Regions from separate parts of the Homo sapiens genome. Here region 2 is linked to region 1. Evidence: chromatin loops called from intact Hi-C (ENCODE). Cell type or tissue: MCF 10A. All regions are shown on one strand. Each heading gives the region's core, and the rest is flanking DNA. Links, peaks and the distances in the headings are about the cores only.

Region 1 (15,286 bases), core at 4,093-12,092:
CTCTGTCACCCAGGCTGGAGGGCAGTGGCGTGATCTTGGCTCACTGCAACCTCTGTCTCCTGGGTTCAGGCAATTCTCCTGCCTCAGCCTCCCGAGTAGCTGGGATTGTAGGTGCCCGCCACCACACTCAACTATCTTTTTTTACTTTTAGTAGAGACAGCATTTCACCATGTTGGCCAGGCTGGTCTCGAACTCCTGACCTCAGGTGATCTGCCCGCTTCGGCCTCCCATATTGTTGGGATTACAGGCGTGAGCCACTGCACCTGTCCCAGAATTTAAATTTAAGGTATTTTTACCCTTTACTTCAGCAAATATACCTATAGGAATTTTTTAAATGAATCATTTTTAAAAGTTGGTGAATATATGTATATAGATGATTATAGTATCATTTTTGTAGAATGAAAAATTGGGGAAAAATCGACATGGGAATAGCTATTGGTGAACTACTGTATAACTTTTAAAGAGTAAAGTGAGTTGTGAGTCTATATATACTGACATAGAAAGATATTGTTTTAAAAAGTAGTCAAATAGTATCCATTTTGTTAACTCATTTTGCTAGTTGATATTAATATATATGTTTATATAGGCTCAGAAAAAAATCTAGAGGAATATATACTGTTAACAGTGATTATTTTTGGTAGAGTCTTTGGGTTGTAGATTACAAGAGGCTTTTCCATTTGGCTTTTTTTGGTAATGTTTGAATTGGTTTTCACAAACATGGTTTTTTTTTTTTAATCAAAAGATAATAGAAAAGAATAGAATTTAACTGGTGGAATGAATTTCATAAATAATTTAGAGCTAGCCTGAATATTTTGATAAGAATGTAGATTAATATTTGAATGTTAATCATTTTCCATGCTTGCCCTTCTCTAAGTCATGGCAATTGACTTTTGCCTCAATTCTTTTTTTAAGCACTGTGGTTATCAATAAAGCCAGCGATCTCTAGAAAGCTTCCAAAAAGAAGGATCACTTTAAAGGAAAAAAAAATTAGATTGAAATCAGATTTTTCTACAGTAACACTTGATGCAATAAGTATTAAAGGAAAATTGAGCCAAGAATTTTATATCTAATCCAGTTTTCATTTAAAAGAGTAGTAAAATAAAAAGATTCTCAGGCACACAAGGCCTTAGGAGGTTTGCCATATAGGACCTGTTTTGTAAACATTCTAGAAGGAGGTACTCAAGTAGGAAGAGAAAAATTAAGCCGGAAGCAGTGGGAATAAGTCATTAAATGTGTCAGTATTAGCCTAGTCTAATCTTTTCTGGTATAATAGATTAATAGTCATTTGTTATTTCTTTTGAAAGATGTATAATTCCAAAACCTTCAAATTAAATATAAATTACATATTTAGTCCATTTTAGTTTCTTGCTACTAACAGTATTACTTATTTTTAACAGTACTAGGAACAGTACTACTTTGAGTGTAATTACAGGGAATAATTAGGTGATTACATGTCACATTGGAAGGTTATTTAGGATGTTGACTTTGAAGAAGGTTGTCATTGTAGGAACATTGTAGGTTTTGTTTACTGCAGTGTTTTGCAAATTTCTAAAATGTATGCCTTTCTGCTGAAAGGATTTTTCAAACTACTTTCTGTAGTTTATACCACAAACAATAGATTTTTTTCCTTTCTAAATGTATGATTTTATTATAAAGTAGACTGTGTTTTCCAAGCTTTACCTTCTGCACCGTTGTTGATTCTGGTGTGAGCCCCAGGGGCGTCCTCAACCACTGCTTTCTTGATCTTGAGGACATTTGAAAATCATCATACCAATATTTACTGATGTGGGAAAAAAAGATTGGGAGCTCTTACTTTTTTTTACTTTGTGTATCTGCTTAACAGCAAAAATGTTGTATTCTTAATGCTTTGCTGAAATGGACTTCTTTATGCAACATTGGAAAATTGATATTTTGATGCTTTAATAATTCAGAAGTTTCCTTCCTGGGCTGTTTGGTACCTGGGAGGTACTTCAAGGTGATTGTTAAAAATTTTGCTTTTTAGATAAGCCATTTTAATTTTTCTGACATATTGAAATATGTAAAAGCGTTTAAAATTTGAGTCATGGATTTCTAAAGTTATGCTTTATTAACTGGAGTTACATAGAATTACCTATAAACTTTAGTTTTGATAATCTGACTTTGCCTTGCCTCTTACTTTTCTGACCTTGACTTTATTTTATGCCCGATCTTCTTGGGTTTCTCTGTTTCTGTAGGATGTTGGGAAGTCTGGCATCAATAATTCCTGAGAGGAAGAATGCTCATCATAGTATTCGTCAGAGTTTAGATTCACATGATAATGTAGAAGTTGAAGCTGCTGTTTTTGCTGCTGCAAACTTCTCTGCACAGTCAAAGTAAGCTTACAAAAGTACATCCCTTTTAGTAATTTGGCTTCCCAAGAAAAATTTTTGAAGGAAAAACTGATCAACTTATATAAACACTGAGAGATACAGGAAAGTGTAAATTACAAGGTGTGTTTTCCAAGAAGGTTTACCTTATGTTGGGGAAACAAGACTTAAATTCATAAAATGGAAAATGTAAGTACAAATGTTGGCATTAATTGTGTAAATGAAATGAGTTTCCAGAAGGACAGGATCAGCATAGATTAGTTGGAGAAGGCTTCATTGGGTAGCAGAAGCTTTGTTGACTGAGGAGCTTCTCCCAGACATATAGATCTGTAATACTAAATTGCTTACTTACTGTCTTCTAATGTTAATTTGTTTTGCATTAGAGCTGTCCACAGTTTGGCAAAGACAATAACTTGAATTAAAACCAATTTTAACCTATTCAGAATGTCATGTCCTACACTGTTGTTTTACAGAACAGTATTTTGTTTTGGGCAGGAGGATTAAATGTTGACCATGGTTTTATTACTATGTTTGATTGGCTTCTCTTCTGTAAAAGAAAATACAGTATCTCCCTGACTGACAGGAAAAGTAGCATTGCCTTCTGGGGTGCATTTTGGTAATATGTATGAAAAGCCTTAAACAAGTACATCCCTTTGACCCAGGAAATTCACTTCTAGAATTTATCCTAAGATAACAGCAATATGTACTGATAATTATTTGTATGGATGCTGGTTGTAGTGTTACTTGTAACAACAAAAGAAATGAGAAGCAACCTAAATTTCTTCCATTGAGCTTAGATAAATTATGATCATACAATAGAATACGGTAACAACTTAAAACCAATGTTTTTAGAAACATATTTGGAAGCAGGTTACATAATAGGTTATGTAATATAACAGGTTTGTTTTAAAAAACCCCAATAGCTTATATAATGTAACAGATTTGTTTAAAAAAAATAAAAGCCGTAATATTTGTATTTATGCAATAGAAAAAAAGACTAGAAGGATATATATCAAAATCTTGGTAAGATGGTATATAATTTTTATTTTCTTTTTATAAATTTCTCTATATCTCTATATCTTGGCATGAGCAAGTTCCAGTTTTATAACCAGGTGAATAATAAATTTTTTGAATCCTGAAAAGTTAACTTTTTTTTTTTTTTTTTTTTTTTTTTTTTTTTTAGTATTTATTGATCATTCTTGGGTGTTTCTCGGAGAGAGGGATTTGGCAGGGTCATAGGACAATAGTGGAGGGAAGGTCAGCAGATAAACATGTGAACAAGGGTCTGTGGTTTTCCTAGGCAGAGGACCCTGCGGCCTTCCTCAGTGTTTGTGTCCCTGGGTACTTGAGATTAGGGAGTGGTGATGACTCTTAACGAGTATGCTGCCTTCAAGCATCTGTTTAACAAAACACATCTTGCACCGCCCTTAATCCATTTAACCCTGAGTGGACATAGCACATGTTTCAGAGAGCAGGGGGTTGGGGGTAAGGTTATAGATTAACAGCATCCCAAGGCAGAAGAATTTTTCTTAGTACAGAACAAAATGGAGTCTCCTATGTCTACTTCTTTCTACACAGACACAGTAACAATCTGATCTTTCTTTCTTTTCCCCACATTTCCCCCTTTTCTATTCGACAAAACCCCCATCGTCGTCATGGCCTGTTCTCAATGAGCTGTTGGGTACACCTCCCAGACGGGGTGGCGGCTGGGCAGAGGGGCTCCTCACTTCCCACACTTCCCGGGCAGGGGCTGCCCCCCACCTCCCTCCCGGACGGGGCGGCTGCCCGGGCGGGGGCCGCCCCCCACCTCCCGGATGGGGCGGCTGCCGGGCGGAGGCGCTCCTCACCTCCCAGATGGGGCGGCTGCCAGGCGGAAGGGCTCCTCACTTCTCAGATGGGGTGGCCGGTTAGAGACGCTCCTCACTTCCCAGACGGGGTGGCGGCCGGGCACAGGCTGCACTTTGGGAGGCCAAGGCAGGCGGCTGGGAGGTGGAGGTTATAGCGAGCGGAGATCACACCACTGCACTCCAGCCTGGGCAAGATTGAGCACTGAGTGAGCGAGACTCCGTCTGCAATCCCGGCACCTCGGGAGGCCCAGGCGGGCAGATCACTCGCGGTCAGGAGCTGGAGACCAGCCCGGCCAACACGGCGAAACCCCGTCTCCACCAAAAAATACAAAAACCAGTCAGGCGTGGCGGCGCACCTGCAATCCCAGGCACTTGGCAGGCTGAGGCAGGAGAATCAGGCAGGGAGGTTGCAGTGAGCCGAGATGGCGGCAGCACAGTCCAGCCTCCGCTCGGCATCAGAGGGAGACCGTGGGGAGAGGGGGAGGGGGAGGGGGAGGGAGAGGATAAATTTTTTTAAAATTTAAAAAATAGTATTTGCATACCCTCCTCTTCAGCTTTTTTTTTTTTTTTTTTTTTTTTGAGATGGAGTTTTGCTCTTGTCATCCAGGCTGGAGTACAGTGGCGCAATCTCGGGTCACAGCAACCTCCATCTCCCAGGTTCAAGTGATTCTTCTGCCTCAGCCTCCGAAGTAGCTGGGATTACAGGCGCCTGCCACCATGCCCAGCTAATTTTTGTATTTTTAGTAAAGATGGGGTTTCAGCACGTTGGCCAGGCTCGTCTTGAACTCCTGACCTCAGGTGATCCACCTGCCTTGGCCTCCCAAAGTGCTGGAATTACAGGCGTGAGCCAGTGTGCCCGGCCCCTTCAGCTATTCTTATCAAACCTTCAGAGTTCCAGGAATTCTTACTGAAAAAGTAGATAATAGAAAGCATATAATTTTTAATTTCACAGATCAAAATTAATAGATGCAGCAGTAATTGATGATCAGAAATACCTGAATAAGTACAGTTCCTATTTGTGCCTTTGAAAATAAGCATTTTTTTCCCTCATTGAGAGAGTCGTTGGTATTGAGAGGACTTTTAAAAATTTCAGTCACACGTCTCTTAACTATGAGGTTACATTCTGAGAAATGCATTGTTAGGAAATTTCATCATTGTGCAAACATTGTAGAGGACTTACACAAATCTAGATGGTATAACCTACTATACACCTAGGTTATATGGTATAGCCTGTTGCCCCAGGCTGTAAACCTGTACAGCATGTTTCTGTACTGAATACTGTAGGCAGTTGGAACACAGTGGTAAGTATATGTATATCTAAACATAGAAAAGGCTCAGTAAAAATATGGCATAAAAGATAAAAATGGTATTCCTGTATAGGGCACTTACCATGAATGGAGCTTGCAGGACTGGAATTTGCTCTGGGTGATCAGTGAGTGAGTGATAAATGAATGTGAAAGCCTAGGACATTACTGTATATTACTGTAGACTTCCTAAACACTGTACACTTAGGCTTCACTAAATTTATTTTTGAAGTTTTTCTTCCTTCAACAATAAATTAACCTTACCTTGCTATAACTTTTTAACTTTGTAAAGTCTTAATTTCTTTTAACTTTTTGACTCTTTTGTAATAACACTTAGCTTAAAATACAAACATACAGCTGTATAAACATACTTTCTTTATATCCTTATTCTATAAGCTTTTTTTGTTAAAATTAAGACATAGCTGGGCACAGTGTCTCACACCTGTAATTCCAGCTATTTGGGAGGCTGAGGCCGGGGTATCACTTGAGCTCAGGAGTTCAAGACCAGCCTAGGCAACATAGTGAGACCCCTCAAAGAAAAGACACAGAGACACATACATTAACCTAGACCTACACAGGGTCAGACATCAAGACATCTCTGGCCAATATGAATTTTTCAGCTCTGTTATAATCTCTTGAGGCCACTGTCAGTATGTAGTGTGTTGTTGACCAAAACGTTGTTATGCTGCACATGACTGTACTTTTATTGATTAGGAGTTGTGCCTAGGGAATAATTACCATCTGATTACCACTGCCAAGGTGTCAGTGCTTCATAGTCTGTCAGATTAAATATATACTTCCAGTGCTTCCAAAAATAGTTTTCTAAATTTAGTTTCTAAATTTAGTTTCTAAATTTGGATGATAAATTTGTAGTTTAGTGATTAAATTTTATATATGAGAATCACTTTTAGTTCAGTTTTTCTCTTGTGTTCTTATTAGAAGCTAATTTTATTTCACTCTGCAAAATTACTGGTTTTGGAAAATGATTAAGACCAAGTAAGAGAAACAGCAAGATTCTTCACTTGTGGAAATGATGATTAAACATCTAAATTAGCAGTTTATGTAGAAACAGTTTTTAATATACCATGCTTCAATATGATGTACTTCTAATTTATTAAAAAATACCAAATGAATCTCTGTCACCTAGGCTGGAATGCAGTGGCGCAATCATGGCTCACTGCAGCCTCGAACTTCTGGACTCAAGTGATCCTCTCACCTCAGCAATCCCAAATTGCTGGGATTACAGGTGTGAGCTACTGTGGCCAGCTGACAAGACTTATATTTTTGATATCAGTGTTCATATCTTCTCCCGGAAATAATGACCTGGCTTGAGATCACATATCTTCGTCAGTACTGATGGATTTTTTTTCTAGTATCTGTATTGATCAGTTTTGGATATTAAATCAGAGTAACAAGCCAAGCCAAATAAGACCTTTAGAATTTATTTAATCCTGTTCTCCGCCCCCTCCCCCCCCAATCTCCTACCATAACCACATTTGTTTTATTCTAAATTGCTAGTCCCTGGGTGGCAAAGCAGGAGTTACAAACTCACACGCTTTCAGGGGCCAGGTGAACATTGTCAGTGAGAGCAGTGTCCCCTAGTGGCAACTGTGGTGAACTGAAGCACGTCCACTCCATCTAAAGTGCCCCATGGCACCAGCCTATTGTTAACAGTGCAGGAATGGATGCCCAGTGCTCAGGTTTTTGGCAAAGGAGAGGGGATAATCTGAAAAACCAAATTATTCTATTTGGGCTCACTATATTTAAATGTTGACATTAAGAATTTTTAAAATGTTATTTTAAAAAGAATTTTAAAAATATTATTACACACAAAAAACCTGCAGTCTCCTAGTTTGAAGTTTCTTAGCCCTAAAGGTCTGTAACAGATTTTTAAATTCTAAGTTGTTATGAGAAGTCTTTATATGGTTATTAAAGAAATACTTACTGAATATCCACCATGTTCAGACACTTTTCTAAGTTCCAGAAATATAGGAGTGAAAAAGGTCAGGCCCTGTTGTTATATAAACACAAAATAATTTCAGATGCTTGTTAGTGTTATGAAAAAATAACACTGTATTGTGGTAATGGCCTAAGTGAGCTGCTTTAGAGCAGTGTTGGCATAGCCCATTTGGTGCTGGAGTTTTTGTTTTAGTTGTGTTTCTTACCACCTCCCCTAACCCGAGCACCTGACCTTGGAATATTAGTTGCAGTTTGGAATATTGTATTTCTTCTGCGCTAATTGTGTTTTATTTCTTTTAAGTCCTTAGAAAATATAAGCAAATGTAAGTTTTTTCTGTTCTCTGTTCTCTTTTTCCAAAGGGATTTTGCTGTAGGAATCTGTAACAAAATCAGTGAAATGATTCAAGGTATGTATTCTTCATTTAGTATTATGAAGTGACTTAATTAGATTTATAATAGTTGCTAACACTAATTAAGTACTTATTATTTGCTAGTCACCATACATTCAAATAATATTTATTAAGTATCTTCTATTTGCCCAAACTGTTCTAAATGCTGAGGATACAGGAATGAGCAAAACAAAGTCCTTACCCCCATCTAACCTACACTCTAGTCAGGGGTGGGGTGTGTGGGGATAGACAAATGTGCCTATGACATTTCTGGTGCTATGGTGAAAAAGTGAGAGAAGAAGGATAGAGAGTCTCAAAAGTAAGTCGTTGGTGGGTTGAGAGAAGGGACTTATCTATTTTATATATATTGATCAGAGAAGGGACTTTTTTGTATATATTGATCAGAGACAGTCTCTGATGAGGTGATACTTGAGTGAGACATGAAGGAGAGAAAGGAGTGAGCCATGCAGATATAGTCTTGCATTGCTTAACAATGGGGATCCTGTGTGAGAAATGGGTCCTTAGGCAGTTTTGTTGTTTGAACTTCATAGAGTGTACTTAAATAAACCTAAATGGTATAGCCAACTGTACACTTAGGCTGTATGGTATAGCCTATTGTTCCTAGGCTCTAAGCCTATACAACATGTAACTGTGCTGAATACCCATAGGCAATTGTAACAAAATGATTTGTATATCTGAGGTAGAAAAGGTAATATATTGCACTGTGGTGTTACAATGACTACAGGGTCTATGAAGTTACTAGGAATTTTTCAGCTCCATTATAATCGTATGGGACCACCGTCTGTCATGTGGTCCATCATTCACCAAAGCATACTTATGGGGGGCATGATTAGTGTAGGGAAGACTGCTCTGTGTGAGAGAGGCTAATATTATTAGGAGCTCTGGAACTCTCTGCTAATGTCCCTCCAGTGTCTTCCAGTTGCATTTAGAATCAAATCCAGATTCCTTACCATAGACTACAAAGCCCTGGTTTTCCAGTCTCTTATACCATAAGTCATGTGTATTAACCCTATTTATCCTTACAACAGTCATTATGGGAGCCCAAGAGCTCCCATAGGGTTAATACACGTGTCATACCCCTATTTATCCTAGCAGTCATAAAAGGGAGCTCTTGGGCTACAGCATTGCCTGACTCTAGAGAACACCACTTTGTTTATATTCTTATAAAGAGCATTCCTTTGAATTGTGCAATGTGGCAGCCTTGGATAGGTAATACCATTATGTTCGTTTTACAGGAAAGGAAATAGAGCCACACTAAAGCTGAATGATTGGTTCACAGTAAAAAAGCTGATAACTTACAGTTTGGCTTTGAGGCCGATGCTTTTAACCACTTATGCTACTGTGCCCTTCTAAGGCATGAATTGCTTAGTGTAGTTATATTTTGCACGCATTTAAATTGTCCTTCAAATTAAAATTAAAGAGAACTTGCTCACTTGCATAAATAATAAAAATCACTTAAAGACCAAGATACAGTGAATGAGCTTTGTTGTGTTCCCCTTTATTCCTTTGTGTTTTTTCTTCCACCATTAGCAAAAGGGCTTTCCTGCAGAAAAGTATCCTTATGACATTAGAAGGAAGCATCACTTATTCATTGAGCAGATTTTATCAGTGCCTGCTGCATCAGACAAGATCTCAGCAGGAAACAGGTGGCACATTTGAATTAAGATAACTCAAGGAAGGTGTAATAAAGGAACCATTCACAAAGGCATGGTCAGGGTGTACTATAGGGGATAATGTAGTTCTTGAACCCGTAATAGCTTTTACCATACCTCTAAGGGTACAGGTTAAAGAGAGGTTACTAGAAAATTGGTATCATGTCAGGAGGACCACTTTGAGAAGCTAACCTCCAGGAGCATGATGTGACCCTGCAGTGAGAGAACCAGGGAATAAATACTCTGACCTCATTCTTCTCTGCAACTCCTGCTGGGCTCTCCATTGGTTAAACCCAAACAAAGGGTAGATAGCAAGGGAGTTGATGAAAGCTATACAGGTGAGCCTTCTAGGATGCTGGAGTATTCTGTGTATCTGATGACAGTTATATGAGAATATACATATGTAGAAATACATTAATCTGTACACTTAAGATTCATTACCTTATTGTTCCTTAAATTTTATCTTAAAAAAATCTGAAAGAACAGGAATTAGCAGGAGAGAGAGGCAGAGGAAAACATAGGAGTGTGGGTGGAGGAAAATTGGAACCTAAGATATGGAAATGAAAGAGGAGTTTTAGGAACAGAATCCTGACATTTGGTTTTAAGCCACTTTTGTTTCTGCCAAGTAAAATCTCCGAGCCTCCCTAAATCTTTAGTAAAGATGCCTGTAAACACAAAGATCCCTCTGAGTACTGGGTTGAGAATAAACTTGCAGTGGAGGAAAGAGGGGGATATAAGAGTGGAGTCTGCCATGGGGAAAGGCCTAAGCAGGGAGAATACTTAGGAGACTTGCAATAATTTAGTCAAGAGATGGTAGTGGAAATGGATCGGCATGGTAACAACGGAGGTAGAAAGAGTCAGTTTGGGTTTTATTTTGAAGTTAGAACCAATAAGATTTGCTAATACATTTGGAAATGGGATGTGATAGAATCCTTTCACTAATAAGAAAGACTCCAGGGTCTAAGAAGCTATAATGATGTGATTTACTGAGACAGGAATATTTTTGGAGGGGCAGTTTCAAGGTTAAGATCAGTTCTCTTTGAGCCTTATTAATACAAAATGCTTCTGAGACCTCCTAGTGCAGATGACCAGAAGATAATGAGATACATGCGTCTGACGTCGGGGCAGGAGGACGGATGGGTGGCAGCCTTTCACATTTAGCCGATAATGGAAACCATGGGATTATATCAGCTCACTCAGGGAAAACACATAGAATGAGAAGAGAATTTATTACCAACCTATGGGAATATCAGAAATTAAAGCGTAGACAGACAAGGAGACTACAAAGGAGATTAAGAAGGAACAGCCAGAGAAAGAGGTCAGAAAACAGTAAAAGTGGAAGAGCCAAAGCCATTAGGAGTGAGTTTCAAAGATAGAATGGTCAGCAGTGTCAAGTGCATTCAGAACCTTAAGGAACAAAGTAATAACATGAGCATGATGTGACCCTGCAGAGAGGAAAGCAGGGAATACTCTGATCTCATTCTTTTCCCTCTGGCAAACCCAAGTAGAGGCCATCTAGCAAGGGAGTTTATTGACGTAGGCAACTGTTGGACGTTGAAATGCTGTCTTACGTTCATACCCACAATTATTTCACCATGGAAAAGCCAGCAATACGCAGAGTATAATTAGCTTGTGGCATGTATGTGGTACATTACGACTGAGAAATTTGTGTTCACCATGACCACAAAGCCATGCCATAGAGAAAAGATTTGTTGGTTTCGCTCCACTGTTGACAGGAAAACGTGGATTAGGGTTAGTCTTCATGGATCCAGTCGTGTATGCAATAAAGAAAGGCATTTACTACACAAAGTTCAGAGGACTTCGAAACCATTCTACACACAGTTTATTCACATCCTGATTATGATTTAGTTGTTGAAGGAAATAATTAAAATCATAAGTATAATCAGACTGTAGCCATCAAGTGTGTGTGTTTGTGTATATATATGTATATGTGTATGTATAATTTTTTTACTATGACAATGAGAGGAAATAGGCAGCAAATATGACTTTGCTTTCTACTGTGCTTTTTAAAGGCAGTTTTTATTATCAGCATGTAGTTTTATAATCATTGAAAAGTTAATGTCAAGATAAATACTTAGGAAAAAATATTGAATTTATCAATTGGTTCTAGTATAATCTTTAATGTTATAAATATATTAGTATACTGTGTTTTTCAAGTGCAATTTTGCTAAATGAGTCACAGCTTTTAAATCTGGAATATTATTAAGGATGGTGATCACAAATACCTTGAGAATTATTTTTGTGTCTAGGTTTAGCGACACCAGTAGACTTGAAGCTAAAATTGATACCCATTCTACAGCACATGCACCATGATGCAATCTTGGCTTCCAGTGCTCGTCAGCTTTTACAACAGCTGGTCACATCCTATCCGTCCACCAAAATGGTGATTGTGTCTTTGCACACTTTCACTCTGCTTGCAGCGTCATCTTTGGTTGATACACCTAAGCAGGTAATTTCAATTTTCTTTAAACTGCCTATCTTTGGTAAACTTACATATTAAATATATGATTAGAAATAAGAAAGTGGCCCACAAGTCTTGAGGACATTAAGGTTCTTTTCTCTAATAAAGGTCAGATTAATTTGCTTTTGCTTGCTTTTTTATTCTCTCTGTTCACAGTACTGATTGTTGGGAGCCCTTGAGGAAAATGAGATGTTATGGAGTACATGGCTGGGTGTGAAGTTGGCCGTATAAAAAAAAAAAAAGAAAGGATTGAGTATCTGTAAAATGCCAGGGCCTGTGCTAAAACTTTAAAGTTAAATGGTAGTATTTTACAAACATGGAGAAAGAGGCCCAAATGTGGGCACATAGCTAGTGAGTGACAGGGCTCTGATTTGAAGTGAGTCCTGTCCCTTTATAAGTTTCACTAAACTACACTGCATTTCTAATGATCATTTCAGTTACAGTATTGTTTATGGAGTGACTTATTTCCTTTATAGATTCAGCTTCTGTTGCAGTATTTGAAGAATGATCCCAGGAAGGCAGTAAAGAGACTTGCTATTCAAGATCTGAAATTACTTGCTAATAAAACACCACATACTTGGAGTAGGGAGAATATTCAGGTATGTAGAACTTGTAACATTTTATATAGAAAAAATAATATAACATTATAATATAGTAAAATGTTTTGCATTTTTATATTGTCTTTGTCATCTTCTAAGTGGTTGAATATGAAAAACTTCTAAAAGCATTGTTGATGTTTGTGGCAGTTATTTTATAAGTGGCACAATAAATACATAAAACTTCTATACTTCAATGTTTGTTTTAGTCAGTGAAACTTGCCACTCAGTTGCTTGTTCATTCTCCCATAGTGGCACTAAGGCTAATTGAGAAGCCCAATTACATTGGTTTGGTTTTTTTATTCTTGTATTTTTCAGTCAATTTGGGGAGAAAAATTTAGGGGCTGAATGTTATCTGTAATGGAGGTAGGGCTGGATGGGCAACTTGGGAAATATATTTCTCTCTTCCTGGAGAGCTGAAGACATTCCTAAGTCTTCTTTTGTAAACAGAAGAGCAGATCTCACTCTTTAGACTTTTAATGTGCATCTTTGACACCATCTCTTACCATCTGTTAGGTTAAATTAATATTTTATGTTTATTTTTTTCTCAAAATAGAACCCTGTTTGTTTACCCATTACCGATAGAAATAACACCATTTTGCAAATAATGCTATTTAAAATGGAACGGTAGTTTTTATCTCTCAGCTTCATCATGACTCCAGTGGATTAAAAATCTTTGAATTTCAGATTATTAAAACTAAACTGCTGTGTTTGTTTTTCTGTTTGTTTGTTTGTTGTTTTCTAAACATCTTTTAATTTACTATATTATGATTTGATAGTCACAGATATCCCAAGATAAGGGCAGTTGTTAAATCTGCATTTAATAGATAAGCAGTTAGGGTTCAGAGAGACTTAATATGCTTAAGAGAGCATCTTAAGAGAAGTAAATTAAGAATTTAATTAAGAGAGCTTCTGTCCTCTGATCCCTAGTCTTATTGCTTTTTCTACTAAATAATGCTATCTTTCCAAGAAGAGAATGTGCCCAGCCACTTTAGTCATTTTAGAGAATTTGTACAAAGAACCAAACCCAGTTATTTAGAAAGATGAGTGAGAAGCACAGTATTATTCCTTCTCATTTTTTTCTTATTGTGAGATAGATCATACATACAGAAAAGTATGTAAAATATATAAATAGTTTAAATACCTTTAAGTGAGAAAAGTATGTAAAATGTATAAATATTTTAAATACTTTTAAGTGAAAACCCATGCAACTACCATCCAGCTAGAAATAGAACATTACAGGATCACAGAACCCTGCCTCCTTCCCTTGCGTGGTCCTTCCTGGTTGAAACTTTACACCTTCCAAAAGCAAACCACCATTTTGACTTTCATGATAATAATTTCTTTGCTCTTCTTTTACCTTCTTCACATGTCTTCCTAAAGAATACTGTTTAGCTTTGTTTTTGTTTCTTTTGCTCAGCATTACACTGGTGAGACTCATCCATGTCTTTCCCCTTTAATTGTAATGTACTATCCCATTGTATGAATGTATCACAGTTTATTTGCTCTCGATGGGTTATTTCCGCATGGGCCTATTGCAAACAGTGCAGAACATTCTTCTGTTTGTCTCCCAGTTCACACACGCAAATTTCTTTAGAGTGTATACCTGGGAATGAAATTTCTGACTTACAGAAAATGCGTATCTTCAGTTTTAACAGATGATGTCAAACTGTTTTCCAAAGTCAATGAACCAGTTTACATTCCTGCTGTGTATGAGGGCGTCCATTAATCACATCCGTACCAACACATAGAATTATCAGACTTACGTTTTTTACCAGTTTAGAAGTTGTACTTTTTATGTGTAGCTCCTTGATTATTAAAGAAATTGAACACCTTTTTAATATGTTTATTGACCATTTGGATTTTCTCTTATGACATGGCTATTCAGGTCTCTTGCCTATTTTTCTGTTGATTCATAGTTATTTTTTATATATTTGGAATACTCATACTTTGTTAGTCCTTGACAATTCTATATAAATTTCAGAATCAGCTTGTCAAATTTAACAGTTTGATTGGGATTACACTGAATATAAAGATTAGTTTGTAAGAAATTGGTAACTTTATAATATTGTCTTCCAGTGCATGAACATGTTATATCTTTCCACTTATTTTAGGTCCCTTAAATGTGTCTCTTGCCCTAGTCTATTTCGTCTGATATTAATATCACTACTTTAGTTTTCTTTTACATATGTTGACATGATAGGTTGTTTACCATCTTTTTAGTTTCAATCTTTATATATCTTTATGTTTCACATGTTTCTTATAAACAGCATTTAATTGGAGGTTTTTTGGGTTTTTTTGAGACAGAATTTTGCTCTGTCACCCAGGCTGGAGTGCAGTGGTGCAGTCTTGGCTTACTGCAACCTCTGCCTCCAGGGTTCAAGCCATCCTCCCACCTCAACTTCCCAAGCAGCTGGGACTACAGGCATGTGCCACCACACCCAGCTAATTTTTGTATTTTTAGTAGAGAATCGTCATCATGTTGCCCAGGCTGGTCCTGAACTCTTGACCTCAAGCAATCCACCTGCCTCAGCCTCCGAAAGTGCTGAGATTACAGGTGTGAGCCACCGTGCCTGGACTAATTGGATTATTTTTAATCCAGCCTGGCAGTCTTTGTCATTTTCAGATGGAGCATTTGATTCTTCTGATTTACTATGATTTGTCACACATTTGAGTTTAAATCTACCATTT
Region 2 (15,286 bases), core at 3,819-11,818, 360 kb before region 1:
GACAGAGTCTTGCTCTGTCCCCCAGGCTAGAGTGCAGTGGCACTATTTCGGCTCACTGCAACCTCTGCCTCCCAGATTCAAGCGATTCTCCTGCCTCAGCCTCCTGAGTAGCTGGGATTGCAGGCGCCCACCACTACACCTGGCTAATTTTTGTATTTTCAGTAGAGACAGGGCTTAACCATGTTGACCAGGCTGGTCTCAAACTCCTGACCTCAGGTGATCTGCCTGGCTAGGCCTCACAAAGTGTTGGGATTACAGACGTGAGCCAACATGCCTGGCCTGAATATGGTTTAATTGTGAGTACAGATACCTAGTGACAAATTTCAGTGACAATCCAAAACACCTATTGTAAATCACAGATCCCATTTCCCCAGAGAACTGTGGAAACCAAGGTAAAGCCTTGGCTTTGCTACCAATGTCAGGATCTTGTATATATGAGATTTTTGCCACTCTCTCTCCAAAAAATAGTGTGAGGAGAACCACAGACTATGATCCCCTGCCTACTCTCTCTCCTTTCGCTGGGCACAGGCAAGGGAAGGGCACACAGAGGTGGTAACACTGCTTTCTCTCCTCCACATCTAGACAAGTGTGGTTAACTACATTGACCAGAGGCCAGCTGCCAAAAAAAGTGCTCAATTGTTTTTTGTGGTCTTTGAATGGAAAGATCCTTTCATCCAGAAAGTCCAAGATGTGAGTATTTAAGATTATGATAGTATTATTTAAGATTATGATAGTATTATTTAAGATTATGATAGATGTATTATTTAAGATTATGATGCTGCCCTGAAGTCTTTTGGCTCATTCTTGTAGACTGATAAGTCTACCTACCTGTCCTCATCTTTTTTCATAGCACAAATCAGCTTGTAATTTATATTTATGACATCAATGTTATATATTCTTTGTGTTTGGTCTTGTCTTCATCACTAGACTTTCTCTGTAAAGGAGGGGGACTTTCATTTTGCTCACCATAATTTATCTGGGATATAGTGGAGTGCTTAGTGCAAAGTAGCTGCTTAGTAGTAATGTTCGTTGAATAAATTGAGTAGAAAGCATTAAGTTACCACTATACAGGTTACTGCAGTTGCAAGTTATTCTTTTTCTTAATGGTTCCCTGTAGGATAAATACTACTTGTAGTAAGAACATAATGGTACAAATAAAATATTAACAAAGCATTAATTAATGCCATATTTTAAAAAAATTGATACATAATATACATATTTATGTGGTACATGTAATATTTTGATAAATGCAGACAAAGTCTAATGATCAAAAATCAGGGTAGTTGGGTTATCCATCATCTCAAACATTTATAATTTCCTTGCATTGGGAACATTCTTCTAGCTATTTTGAAATATATAATACATTCTTGTTAACTATAATTGCTCTACTGTATTATCATGTCATCTATCTTACTGTATTTTTGTACCCATTAACCAATTTCTCTTCATCTCCTGCTTCCCCCAACCCTTCCCAGCCTCTGGTAACCACCATTTTACTCGCTACCTCCATGAGACTCATTTTTTTTTAAGCTCCCACATGAGTGAGAACGTGTGGTATTTGTTTTTCTGTGCCTGGCTTATTTCACTTAACATAATGTTCTCCAGTTTCATTCGTTTTGCTGCAAATGACAGGATTTCATTCTTTAATGGCTGAATAATATTCCATTGTGTTTTATATATATATATACACACCACATTTTCCTTATCCATTCATCCTAAGTGTTGATGGATACTTGAGTTGATTCCATATCTTGGCTGTTGTGAATAGTGCTACAGTAAACATGGGAGTGCGGATATCTCTTTGATACACTGATTTCCTTTTTTTTTTTTTTTCTTTTCTTTTTTGATTTCCTTTCTTTTGGATATGCACCCAGCAATGAGATTGCTGGATCATATGGTAGTTCTAGTTTTAGCTTTTTGAGGAACCTCCATACTGTTTTTTCATAGTGAGTTTAATAATGTAAATTATTACATTCCCACCAACAGTATACAAGCATTCCCCTTTTTCCACATCTTCACCAGCATCTGTTACTTACTGTCTTTTTGATAGTGGTCATTTTAACTGAGGGGAGGTGATAACCTTATTTTGGATTTGGTTTGCATTTCCCTGATTGATTAGTGTTGTTGAGCATATTTTCATATGCCTTTTGGCCATTTGAATATCATCTTTTGGGATAAATCTCTATTCAGATCTCTTGCCCATTTTAAAATTGAATTATTTGGCTTTTTTTGCTATTGAGTTGTTTGAGTTCCTTATATATTCTGGTTACTAATCCCTTGTTGGATGCATAGTTTGCAAATAATTTCTCTCATTCTGTAGGTTGTCTCTTAACTTTGTTGATTGTTTCCTTTGCTGTACAGAAGCTTTTTAGCTTAATGTAATCCCATTTTTCTGTTTTCGCCTTTGTTGACTCTGCTTTTTGAGGTCTTACCAAAAAGATCTTTGTCCAGACCAGTGTCCTAAAGCATTATCCCAGTGTTTTCTTCTAGTTTCATAATTTCAAGTCTTAGATTTGAGTCTATTTTGAGTGGATTTTTCTATATAGTAAGAGATAGGGGTCTAGTTTCATTCTTCTGCATATGGATATCCAATTTTCCCAGCACCATTTATTGAAGAGATTATCCTTTCCCAATTGTATTTTCTTGGTGCCTTTGTCAAAAATGAGTTCGTTGCATATACATGGATTTATTTCTAGATTCTCTGTTCTGTTCCATTGGTCTATGTGTCTGTTTTTATGCCAATACCATGCTGCTTTGTTTACTATAACTTTGTAGTATATTTTGAAGTCAGGTAGTGTGATGCCTTCAGCTTTGTTCTTTTTGCCCAGGATTGGTTTGGCTATCTGGGGTTTTTTGTAGTTCCATACAAAATTTAGGATTTTTTTTCTACTTCTGTAAAGAATGTCATTGGTATTTTATAGGAATTGCATTCAATCTGTAGATTGCTTTGGGTAGTGTGGACATTATGCTAGTTCTTCCAATCCATGAACCATAGGATATTTTTCCATTTTTTGTGTCCTGTTCAATTTTTTCATCCCTATTTTTACAGTTTTCATTATAGCGATTTTTTTACTTCTTTGGTTAAATTTATTCCTAGGTATTTTATATTTTTATAGCTATTATAAATGGGATTGCTCTCTTTTTTATTTTATTCTTGCATTGCTATAAGTTTTTTAGATTGCTCGCTGTTAGCATATAGAAATATTCCTGATTTGGGTGTGTTGATTTTGTATCCTGTGACTTTACTGAATTTATCAGGTCTACCAGTTTTTTGGTGGAGTGTTTAGGTTTTTCAAAATATAAGATCATATCATGTGCAAACAAAGACAGTTTGACTTCTTTTCAATTCAGATGCCCTTTATTTCTTTCTCTTGTCTAATTGCTCTGGCTAGGACTTCCAGTATTATGTTGAACAAAAATAATGAAAGTAGGCACCCTTGTCTTGTTCCAGATCTTAGAAGAAAGACTTTGAATTTTTCCCCATATGATGTTAGCTGTGGGTTTGTCATGTATGGCCTTTATTGTGGTATGTTCCTTCTATACTCAGTTTGTTGAGTTTTTTGTTTTTTTTTTGTTTTTTGTTTTTTGTTTTTTTTTTTTGACACAGTTTCATTCTGTCTCCCAGCCTGGAGTGCAGTGGCATGATCTCAGCTCACTACAACCCCTGCCTCCCAGGTTCAAATGATTCTTGTGCTTCAGCCTCCTGAGTAGCTGGGATTACAGGTGCACATCACCATGCCCAGCTAATTTTTGTATTTTTAGTGGAGATGAGGTTTCACCATGTTGGCCAGGCTGGTCTCAAACTCCTGACCTCAAGTGATCTGCCCACCTCGGCCTCCCAAAGTGCTGGGATTACAGGAGTGAGCCACCATATCCGGCACATTGAGAGTTTTTATCATGATAGTATGTTGAATTTTATTAAATGCTTTTTTACCATCTATTGAAATGATTACATGATTTTTGTTCTTGATTCTGTTAATGTGATGTATTACATTTATTGATTTGCATATGTTGAATCATCCTTGCATCTCTGAGATGGATCCCTCTTGATCATGGTGAATGGTCTTTTTAATGTATTATTGAATTTGGTTGGCTGATACTTTGTTGAGGACTTTTGCATCTGTGTTCATCAGAGATATCGGCCTGTAGTTTTCATTTTTTGTTGTGTCTTTGTCTTGTTTTGGTATCAGGGTAATGCTGGCCTTGCAGAACCGAGTTTGGGAATATTCTTCAATTTTTTGGAATAGTTTGAGTAGAATTGCTATTAATTTTTTTTTAATGTTAGATAGAATTTAGCAACGAAGCCATCAGGTGCTGGGCTTTTCTTTTATTACTGCCTCTGTCTTGTTACTCATATTGGTCTATTCAGGTTTTCTGTTTCTTCATGGTTCAATCTTGGTAGACAATGTATCCAGGAATTTTTCCACTTCTTTTAGGTTTTCCTTTATTGGCATATAGTTTTTCATTAAGTCTCTAATGATCCTTTATATTACTGTGGCATCAGTTGTAATGTCTTTTATTTTGGTGTGATTTTATTTATTTGGGTCTTCATTATATTTTTCTTAGATAGATTTTGTTTAACTTAGATTTTGTTTAACTTTTCAAACAACTAACTTTTCTTTCTTTTTTTTTTTTTTTTTTGAAATGGAGTCTTGCTCTATCACAAGGCTGGAGTGCAGTTGCGATCTTGGCTCATTGCAGCCTACGCCTCCTGGGTTCAAACGATTCTCCTGCCTCAGCCTCCCAGGTAGCTGGGATTGCAGGCACCCGCCACCATGCCCAGCCAATTTTTGTATTTTTAGTAGAGATGGGTTTCACCATTTTGGCCAGGATGGTCTTGTTCTCTTGACCTTGTGATCTGCCGGCCTCAGCCTCCCAAAGTGTTGGGATTACAGGTGTGAGCCACTGCGCCCGGCCTCAAACAACTAACTTTTCATTTAAGTTTCAGTTTCATTTATTTCTGCTCTGATAATTATTATTCTGATAAATTTGGGTTTGTTCTTTTCTCGTTCTTTGAGGTGATCGTTAGCTTATTTGAAATCTCTACTTTTTTTGATGTAGGCATTTATTATAAACTTCCCTCTTAGTACTGCTTTTGCTGTATCTCATAGGCTTTGGTATATTGTTTCCATTTTCATTTGTTCAATAAATGTTAAAATTTCCTTCTTAATTTCTTCATTGACCTTTGGTCACTAAGGAGCATCATGTTTAATTTCCATGTATTTGTACAGTTTCCAAAATTCCTCATTATTGATTTCTAGTTTTATTCCACTGTGGTCAGACAAGATACTTAATATGATTTTAATTTTTCTGAATTAGTTGAAACTTGTTTTGTGGCCCAACATATGGTCTCCCCTGGAGAATGTTCCATGTGCTGATGAGAAAAATGTATATTCTGTAGCAGTTGGAGTTTTGAGACGGAGTCTCGTTCTGTCGCCCAGGCTGGAGTGCAGTGGTGTGAACTCGGCTCACTGCAAGCTCTGCCTCCCGGGTTCACGCCATTCTCCTGCCTCAGCCTCCCGAGTAGCTGGGACTACAGGCGCCTGCCACCAGGCCCGGCTAATTTTTTTTGTATTTTTTGGTAGAGACGGGGTTTCACTGTGTTAGCCAGGATGGTCTCAATCACCTGACCTCCTGATCTGCCCACCTTGATCTCCCAAAGTGCTGGGATTACAGGCGTGAGCCTCCGCACCTGGCCAGATGAAATGTTTTGTAAATGTCAGTTAGGTCCATTTGGTCTAGAGTATAGTTTAAATCCCATGTTTGTTGATTTTCTGTCTAGATAAGCTGTCCATTTTTGTGAGTCGGACGTTGATGTCCCCTACTATTACTGTATTGCAGTCTGTCTCTCCCTTTAGATCTATTAATATTTGCTTTATATATGTGGTTTCTTTGATGATACTGGATGCATACATATTTACAGTTGTTGTATCTTCTTGTTGAATTGACTCCCTCATCATTACATAATGATATTTGTCTCTTTTTCCAGTTTTTGACTTGAAGTCTATTTTATCTGTTACAGGTATAGTTAAACCTGTTTTTTTATTTACATTTGTGTGGGATGTCTTTTTCTATCCCTTCACTTTTTTTTTTTTTTTTTCTGAGATGGAGTCTTGCTCTCTTGCCCAGGCTGGAGTGCAGTGGCATGATCTTGGCTCACTGCAACCTCCACCTCCCGGGTTCAAGTGATTCTGCTGCCTCAGGCTCCCAAGTAGCTGAGATTACAGGCATGCGCCACCACACCTGGCTCATTTTTGTATTTTTAGTAGAGACAGGGTTTTGCCATGTTGACCAGGCTGGTCTCAAACTCCTGATCTCAAGCAATCTGCCCACCTTGGCCTCCCAAAGTGCTGGGATTATAGGCATAAGCCATCACGCCTGGCCTGTCTCTTCACTTTCAATCTGTGTATCTTTACAGGTGAACTATACGCTGTATGGCAGCATACCGTTGGGTCTTGTTTTTTAATAAATTCAGCAACTGTGTCTTAAGAATTTGGTCCATTTACATTCAATATTATTACTGATAGAGAAGGACTTACTACGGCTATTTCGTTTTTTGTTTTTTGGTTTTGTAACTTCATTCTTCTTACTGTCTTTGTGGATAAATGATTATCTCTTTAAATTCCTTACTTTTTATTTTTATTATATCCATTATAGGTTTTTGCTTTATGGTTACCATAAGGCTTATAAAAAACATCTTGCAGTTAAAACAAGTTATTTTAAATTGAGGACAACTTAACTTTGATCACAAAGAAACAAAAAACTTTTAAAACTACACTTCAACTCCATACTCCTCACATTTTGACTTTTTATTATATCTATTTATATTTTTGTTTTGCCTCTTTTTTTTTTTTTTTGAGACGGAGTCTCACCCTGTCACCCAGGCTGGAGTGCAGTGGCCCAATCTCAGCTCACTGCAAGCTCCCGGGTTCACACCATTCTCCTACCTCAGCCTCCCGAGTAGCTGGGACTGCAGGCACCCGCCACCACGCCCGGCTAATTTTTTGTATTTTTGGTAGAGACAGGGTTTCACCGTGTTAGCCAGGATGGTCTTGATCTCATGACCTTGTGATCCGCCCGCCTCGGCCTCCCAAAGTGCTGGGATTACAGGCATGAGCCACCGCACCCGGCCAAGGCCATTGACTCTTGATTTACCCTTTTGAGGCTATTTTCTAGACCTTGTGAGTGTTCTTCATTCTTTTTTTTTTATTTGTGTATTTTCATATAATTTGTCTTTAAGCTCACTAATTCTTCTGCTTGATCAATTCTGTGAGGCACTCTGATGCATTTTTCAGTCTGTTAATTGTACTTTTCAGCTCTAGGATTTTTATTTGAATTTTTAAAAATTATTTTAATCTCTGTTGAATTTCTTTGATAAATTTCTGAATTGAGTCTTTGTGTTTCATTGAAGTTCCTGGAGTTTCCTCAGAACATCTATTTTGAATTCCCTGAGTGGTCACACATCTCTCTCTCCCGGATTGGTCACTGGCACCTTAGTCTGTTTGATGAGATTGTATTTCTCTGAACTTTTCTGGTGCTTGTGTACGTCTGTCTATGGGCATTGAAGATTTAGGTGTTTATTTCAGTCTTCACAGTCTGCCCTTGTTTATACCCATCTATCTTCAGGAGATTTTCTACAAATTGAAAGGTGACTGATGATGAGTTCCCTAAGCGTGTAGTCAGTCACTGCAGCTGTTTCAGCACTAGAGGGCAGTCTAAGCCAAGTTACACTGTGACTATCTTGTAGACTTCTAGATATCCAGCCCTGATGTACTTGGGGAGGATCAGAGAGAATGCCCTGGGGGTTCCCAGGCAAAGTCCCTTATCTTTCCCTCAAGGGGAAGGAGTCTCTCTGCTCTGAGTTGCCTGGAGTTGGGGAGGGGTAAGGCAGGTACTCCCATGGCTGTCACAGCTGGCACCACCCTGGGTCCCTCCTAAACCAATGCAATACTGGGGTTTGCTTAAGGCCACTTTAGTCAGCCAGTGGTGAAGCTGGCTGGGGTTTGGGTCCATCCTGCTAGGGTGGCCGATTGCCTTTTGGCCAGGGTGGGTTTAGAAGTGCCATTTGGGAGCAATAGCCTATAATTAGGGGATTCGGGATTCTTCCTGGTGCTGTGGCAGGGCTGGTACTAGGTTCCAAGGCAAAGTCCCTCATACTCTTCCCTCTCCTTTGCCCAAGCAGGAGTGTTCCACCATGCTGCACTGCCTGGAGTTGAGGCAGCTGGTGTCATGCTGGATCACACCCCAAACCCACAGACTCCCAGACCAGTGCAGTATCAGAGCTGTGGTTGCTATGGCCTGGCTGCCACTGAAATTATTTGGGGCCTAAGGCCACTTTAGTCTATTGTAAAGTGGGCCCAGACTTGGTTTCCTCCCACTGGGGTGGTAGATGCCCCTCTGATCTGGGGTGGGCCTAATACTCTTTTCACGGGCTCTAGCCTGGAATCAGGGCCTCAGAATTCTGCCTGGTGCTGTTTTCCCTTGTGAAGTTCCAATGCAAGTTCCAGACTCACTTCCCTCTCCCAAGCTCACAGATTCTCTCTGCTGCACTGCCTAAGGTTGGGGGAGGGGTGTGTAGGCAGCGTGAGACCCTCCTTTCTACTCTTCTTCAGTGTGTCTTTTCCTGTTATTATACTAAACCAGATACTGTGATCTCTCACCTGGTTTTTTGGCTCTTGTGTAGATACTTTCTTACATGGATAGCTGAGTTTGGTGTTGCTGCAGAGGACTATCGCTGGAGGGTTCTCTTTAGCCATCTGGCTCCACCTCCTCTAACGTCAAATTCTGACTCATGATCTTGGAAGGGGAGGAATAATTGGACAGCTTTGCTAAAGGAACATTTAAGACACACCGTCCACCAGAGCCAGGCCTAAATCTAGTATTGATTGGCATTCATGTCATCATAATATATCCTGATGTGATCATGGCTTACAGGAAACTGTTTCATAGCTGAGACCCAAACGTGTAAGCTTCCACCCCCAGGTGGGGATTCTGTGATACGGATGTGCTTGCTCTGCTATCACCCACTACCACTATTAATTATGGACTGGCAAGGCTTTGTATGAAGAGGGATGTGCAGAGGCTTATTGAATCAAGACTGGGGAGAAGGGCTTGCAGCTCGTTGTGTAATGTGTGATAAAACATTTTTTAACCTACTATATTCAGTATGAGGTACCTATTATGGGCCAAGTGGAGCCCAGTACCCGAGGCATGCTTTACTCAGCTTCACAGCAGTCAAGTGGTGGTATCACCATTTTCATATGTGAACAATGAAATGCATACTAAGGTCACCCTGCTAAATTGAGCTTAGAAGTATTTTATTTGGGAGGCTGAGGCAGGCGGATCACGAGGTCATAAGATCGAGACCATCCTGGCCAACATGGTGAAACCCCGTCTCTACTAAAAATACAAAAAATTAGCCGGCCGTGGTGGCATGTGCCTGTAGTCTCAGCTACTCGGGAGGCTGAGGCAGGAGAATAGATTGAACCCGGGAGGCGGAGGTTGCAGTGAACTGAGATCGCGCCACTGCACTCCAGCCTGGCGACAGTGAGACTCCATCTCAAAAAAAAAAAAAAAAAAAAAGTATTCTTACCAGGTTGTGGAAGTCAGAAATCCAAGATAAGAACTCTGCCTTAAAGAGTTACAACTCTGCCTTCAAGAGTTAGTGAGAGAACAATCCTATTGTTTTAAATTATTGATTCCAGACCATAAGGAACTGTGAAGGGCATTCATAGGATAAATAGCTCTGCTGAAGTCCAGAAAGGGTTTTAGCTTAGTGGTCAGGGAAAGCTCTGAGACTTTGAAGGATGAGTAAACCTAGACAGGAGGAAAGCATCGTAGATGGGGAAAAGAGCAGAGGACTGGAGGCAGGAATCCTCCTCTGAGTTTGGGAGGAAAGACAGCCATTGGACTAGAAATGAGGAAACACTTGAAACTATGGTAACTATGAGATGGGAACAAGAGGAGCTCACCTTCTTATGGACTGGGTATAGTTTTAGGGAAATTCATCTCAAAGCAAGGTCACTTATTGTTGGATTAGGCCACAAAATTAAATATTGCCTATCTTATTTGTGCAGAGCTTTTTTGAAAAACAGCTTTCTTTCAGAATCACTTTATTATAGGGAGGAGTCAGTATTTTTCTCCTCAAACTGAGCTATGGACATTAAAAGTATAGTCTGAATGAAGTATATAGAGTTATGACAGTTTCAGAACCCAGGTATTTTTCTTATAGTCCCAATAATTTGGGAAGGGCTCTTGATAATAACACTACTAAACATACAAAAAATTAGCCAGGTGTGGTGGCAGGTTCCTGTAATCCCAGCTACTCGGGAGGCTGAGGCAGGAGAATTGCTTGAACCCAGGAAGCGGAGCTTGCACTGAGCCGAGATTGCGCCACGCACACAAGCCTGGGTGACAAGAGCGAAACTCCATCTCAAAAAAAAAAAAAAAAAAAGAATCAAGACTGAAGCAAACCAGTAATCCTGTTTGTTTCTGTTTGCTTCACAGATAGTCACTGCCAATCCTTGGAACACAATTGCTCTTCTCTGTGGCGCCTTCTTGGCATTATTTAAAGCAGCAGAGTTTGCCAAACTGAGTATAAAATGGATGATCAAAATTAGAAAGAGATACCTTAAAAGAAGAGGTCAGGCAACGAGCCACATAAGCTGAAGTCACCTCGCGTTGTTTAGAGAACTGTCCACATCAATGGGAGCTGTCATCACTTCCACTTTGTAAACGGAGCTATCAACAATCCTGTACTCACTTGAAGAAATGGGGCCTTGCTGGGAGGAACAGCATGTAAAACTGGAACTTCTAACCCCGTCCCAAAAGAGGCGGTGTAGAGCCTAATAGAAGAGACTAATGGATAAACCTACAAGTTATTTAAATATTTAAATTATTAATAAACTTTTTAAAGAGCTGGCCAATGACTTTTGAATAGGGTTTGTAGAAGATGCCTTTCTTCCTGTTTGGTTCATTGTATTGTATTAGGTTAAGCTCTACTAGGGTAATGAAGGCTCTACTTTTCACTTTTTAAAAGTGGACAAAAGAGTGTGATTTTCTTTTTCCAAAAATTCCTGAGTATCAAGACGTGCAGGTCATGCTTTGGAGCCTATGCACTGTACACAAAGGCAAAACCCTATGACTTTGGCATCATCTGCCATTGATGTCCAGCCTCTGACATGCTCTTTGATTTGTTAAATGTTAAATGAGACTTTAAGGCTACTAGAAACTAGTAATTAAGTTTCTTAATGGACTGAGTAGCCACCTACTTGTCCGGCTAGAATGTTTGTTGATGTATGAGTTTAGATTAACACTCAAAAGCACTAGGACAGATGTACATAGAAGGTGCCTACTCATTGTATTTTGATGATTTCATTAACAGGTAAATAAAAGTTAATACAAAAGGAACGAGTGTGACAATATGAATATCTGCTCAATCATCGGGCACAATTACTTTCATTTGGTGACTTCCAAGGACAAAAAGGTAGTATGAGTCTGGACTCCCAAGATGGATCTGACTCCCAAGGTATGTTCTAACTGCTTCCAGGGAAGGGTTTGTTAGGCATGGCAACTGATGGCAGGTGTCCAGAAAGAGTGACCTGGTGTCCCCGAGGAAGCTGGGTTAACTCTTTACTGTGTCCACAAAACTACCCATCATATGAGGAAGGGGCATACGCAGTGTGACCCTCAAAAAGCTTTTAGCCTAGCCTTTGACAGAAATGAGTATGCATTAAAAAAAAGTCTATTTTTCACATTAAGGTTCTAAAAATTGTTTCCAGAGTTTTAAATTATTTATGTGCCTGTTGCTTCAAAGAGGACTTGGTAGCATTTCCTAAATTTTGTAATCTGGCTTCCGATAATCCAAAGGGAATAACTCAAATGTATGAATAGGCATTTTAAATGGGAAGAAACTGTTTTTTGGATGAATGATTAAAAGTGAACTGTATAAAGAAATATTCCCTGCCACTTTTCTGCTCCACAGAAGCATGAGAATTCAAGTTTTAGCCTAGGTCTCTTTATAAAATCTTATTTTATTGCAGGGCAAATGCAAAGCCAGGCATAAAAGCTTACATTAACAGTACTGATAAAAAGGGGAGTGAAAAAGGGGGGTGTGTTTTTTTAAAGCATGTCTGACAATATGTCACTTTCTCTTTTTTTTTTTTTCTTTTTTTTCTTTGGAGACAGAGTCTCACTCACTCTGTTGCCAGGCTGGAGTGCAGTGGCGCTATCTCGGCTCATTGCAACCTCTGCCTCCTGGGTTCAGGTGATTCTCCTGCCTCAGCCTCCCAAGTAGCTGGGATTACAAGCATGTGCCACCATGCCTGGCTAATTTTTGTATTTTTAGTAGAGACAGGGTTTCACCATATTGGCCAAGCTGGTCTGGAACTCCTGAGCTCAAGCAATCCACCCGCCTCAGCCCCCCAAAGTGCTGTGATTACAGGCGTGAGCCACTGTGCCCGGCCAGTCACTTTAATATTACTTAAATATCTAATAAAATTTGTTTCAATGAACATACTATATTCTCTGTATTGTAGAAAGTTGAGACTGGGCATGGTGGCTCACGCCTGTAATCCCACCACTTTGGGAGGCTGAGGCGGGTGGATCACCTGAGGTCAGGAGTTCGAGATCAGCCTGACTAACATGGTGAAACCCCATCTCTACTAAAAATACTAAAATTAGCCGGGTGTGGTGGTGCGCGCCTATGATCCCAGCTACTTGGGAGGCTGAGGCAGGAGAATCACTTGAACCCAGGAGGCAGAGGTTGCAGTGAGCTAAGATCATGCTACTGCACCCCAGCCTGGGCAACACAGTGAGACTCTGTCTCAAAATAAATAAATAAATAAATAAATAAAGTTGAGAGACCTATTAAATCTGCTTTCATGTAAGCACATAATTAGGAAGTGAACGATTTTACCTTTTCAGAGAGAAAAACCTTTATTAGCTGTAACCTGTCAAAATCTACTCTGGTTGCTCTTCAGTAAAAGAAATATACCTAAACCTTCTACAGAATAGACATTTAGACATAACCTTCACTTTCTGGAAAGGCAGGCGCTTGCCTTTTCCTTCTGTTTTGTGTAGGATCATCATTTTTAACTGCGCTGTCCCCCAGCTGTCAGCAATACTAGCTGACCCTGGGTGAGTGTAGAGAATCTAGAAGGAACACCTTAACCTGATGGCCATGACAAGATGACTCTGCAATACCTACTACTTGAGAAAAACAAAGCATGAGCTATTGTTGTAAAAGAATTTTAGTGCTCTTCCTTTTGGTACACTGCTTTCATGATGACCTGGGAGTAGTGTGCATCCCCTGTGCTAGAGTTTTTAATATTAAAGCAGAAGTAAACATCAGTAGCAGATAACACTTTATTACAATAATGTCTGATTTCTTTCTCTTTTTTTGAGACAGAATCTTGTTCTGTCGCCCAGGCTGGAGTGCATCTTGGGTCATTGTGGGCTCAAGCGATTCTCTTGCCTCAGCCTCCCGAGTAGCTGGGATTGTAGACGCCCACCAGCACGCATGGCTAGTTTTTATATTTTTAGTAGAGACAGAGTTTCACCATGTTGGCCAGGCTGGTCTTGAACTCCTGACCTCAGGTGATCGGCCCGCCTCGGCCTCCCAAAATGCTGGGATTACAGGCGCGAGCCACCGCACCCAGCCAATAATACCTGATTTCTAACTGTGCCACAGGCTCCCTGCTCTTCACTAGAAGTGCTATTTATTATGGATTATGAAAAATTAGCTTCAAAGTAAATTAAACCCATCCTCTTAACATACAAGGATATGAAAGATGATGGAAAGATATCCTAGAACTTAGAATTTTATGCAAATATTCTGTAAAACATATTTTGGTAAAGGGCTAGAACACTCAACCTTGGCACACAATCTTCCTATTTTTAAATTAGACTTCGTCCCACAATTTGTCTTAAAAGTTTCTATAAATACACATATGTATGTAAAAAGGGGGGCAGACTTCTCCTGTATGCCTAAGCTTAGAGCTAAAAGAAGCAAAGATGACATAAGGCAAAATACAAACATAGACTTTATTAAATGCTGCTCAATCCCCCAATGAAGATCTTTCATTACAAAACAGTTTTCCACACAACTGCAAGTTAAGAGATTGGAATGGTACTCTGATAACAAAAGATGTGAGAAATACTTGACCAAGTAAAAACATACAAGACCTCTATATAGTCAACCTTTTCAGAGCTCTACAGAGGAAGCCTACTGCAGTTCCTTTAAATAAAGCCAGGCAGTGACAACTAGTGCTCTGTATCACCACACTGTGGGACTCAAAGCCTCCATCCCTGGGTCAGGAGGGACTAGGTGAAGGACAGGTTGTGAGGACTGGAAAGGCCCTGCCTTCAGCCTTTGAGAGGAAGAGGAGGAATGAATTGAGAGGCAAGCTGGGTAATTCACCTGAGCTGCCTCTACCCATCTGTTACCACTCTGGAGAATTGCAGAGGAAGGGGGATATTCATGAGGAACAATCTGAAGAATTTTGGTTTACTTTCCCAGCTTTTATTTATATTTTGTGCTTTAAAAAGCCTGGAGATTTAAGGTTTTGCCTAAATTCCAGAGTACAGTAATGTATTTATTGAGGGAGGGGTTAGGGCAGGTAATTCCCCCCATCATATTTCTGGGTGAGACAAAGAGAAGGGTAAGGATGATACCTTAGTTTTATTTTAGGAAGTATTTTTTCCTAGGATGTAACTAAGGTTTGCAGCAGTGTGAAAAGCACATTATAAAAGGGAAAAATATACAGAGCAGACTACCATATCTATGTGCAACACAATCAAAGAAGAATTCAAGTCATAATTCTTACCACTCCCATAATTATCTCACTCATATCATAGATGATAAAATTCATTCATTTCTGTGAAACTTCAGAAGTGACACAATAAATCCAATGATTAGACAAAGGTTACAATATACTATGGCCATGATACAGCACAGGGCTACGTTTAGTCCATATATTTTTCCATTTACAGTTGCCAGAAAAAATTGGCCTTTTAATTATATTATACTGATGAGGTTTGTTTTGTAATTTTTACATATTTCAAAAAAGCATACAAAACTCTGCCTATCCGGCAGAGGTGGGAGGCTTTTTTTTTATTCGGCACTTGTATTGCTGAGAATACTGTGCATGTTGTAAGCACTATTCTGTTTTTCTAGAGCTTTCTTTAGCTTTAGCTCCTCTAATTTTTTCCATAATTCTTCACGTTCCAATTCCTTCTTTTTCTCTCTGTAGATAAACCAAAATTTTTGTAATCAGAAATTATTTCA

Evidence for each region. A loop is a pair of places that touch in the nucleus more often than their neighbours do. Peaks named below come from ENCODE experiments on the same cell type or tissue, not always from the same donor. Only the 100,000 strongest peaks of a DNase experiment are listed, where the experiment ranks them.
Region 2: a loop joins it to region 1, with 20 times the contacts of the local background. A loop is called at or near these places in 12 of 110 quality-filtered maps.

Annotation. Positions count from the first base shown.
Region 1 is chr1:212,003,951-212,019,236 of GRCh38, reverse strand. INTS7 (integrator complex subunit 7) reads left to right here. Exons shown (of 20, transcript NM_015434.4): 4 at 2,214-2,351; 5 at 7,816-7,862; 6 at 11,788-11,987; 7 at 12,476-12,598. Among named protein-coding and RNA genes, the nearest start is that of INTS7, 24 kb to the left of the region's middle. In MCF 10A, for the core only: a CTCF peak has its summit at 7,093 (motif pointing left); a DNase peak (open chromatin) is centred at 7,086.
Region 2 is chr1:212,360,597-212,375,882 of GRCh38, reverse strand. It overlaps PACC1 (proton activated chloride channel 1), which reads left to right. Exons shown (of 8, transcript NM_018252.3): 7 at 583-690; 8 at 10,507-11,955. The coding sequence ends at 10,668. It overlaps PPP2R5A (protein phosphatase 2 regulatory subunit B'alpha), which reads right to left. Exons shown (of 13, transcript NM_006243.4): 13 at 14,030-15,245. The coding sequence ends at 15,113. Among named protein-coding and RNA genes, the nearest start is that of SNORA16B, 15 kb to the right of the region's middle. RefSeq lists enhancers at 7,609-8,192, 8,193-8,778 and a silencer at 11,430-11,630. In MCF 10A, for the core only: a CTCF peak has its summit at 7,706 (motif pointing right); DNase peaks (open chromatin) are centred at 7,712 and 8,772.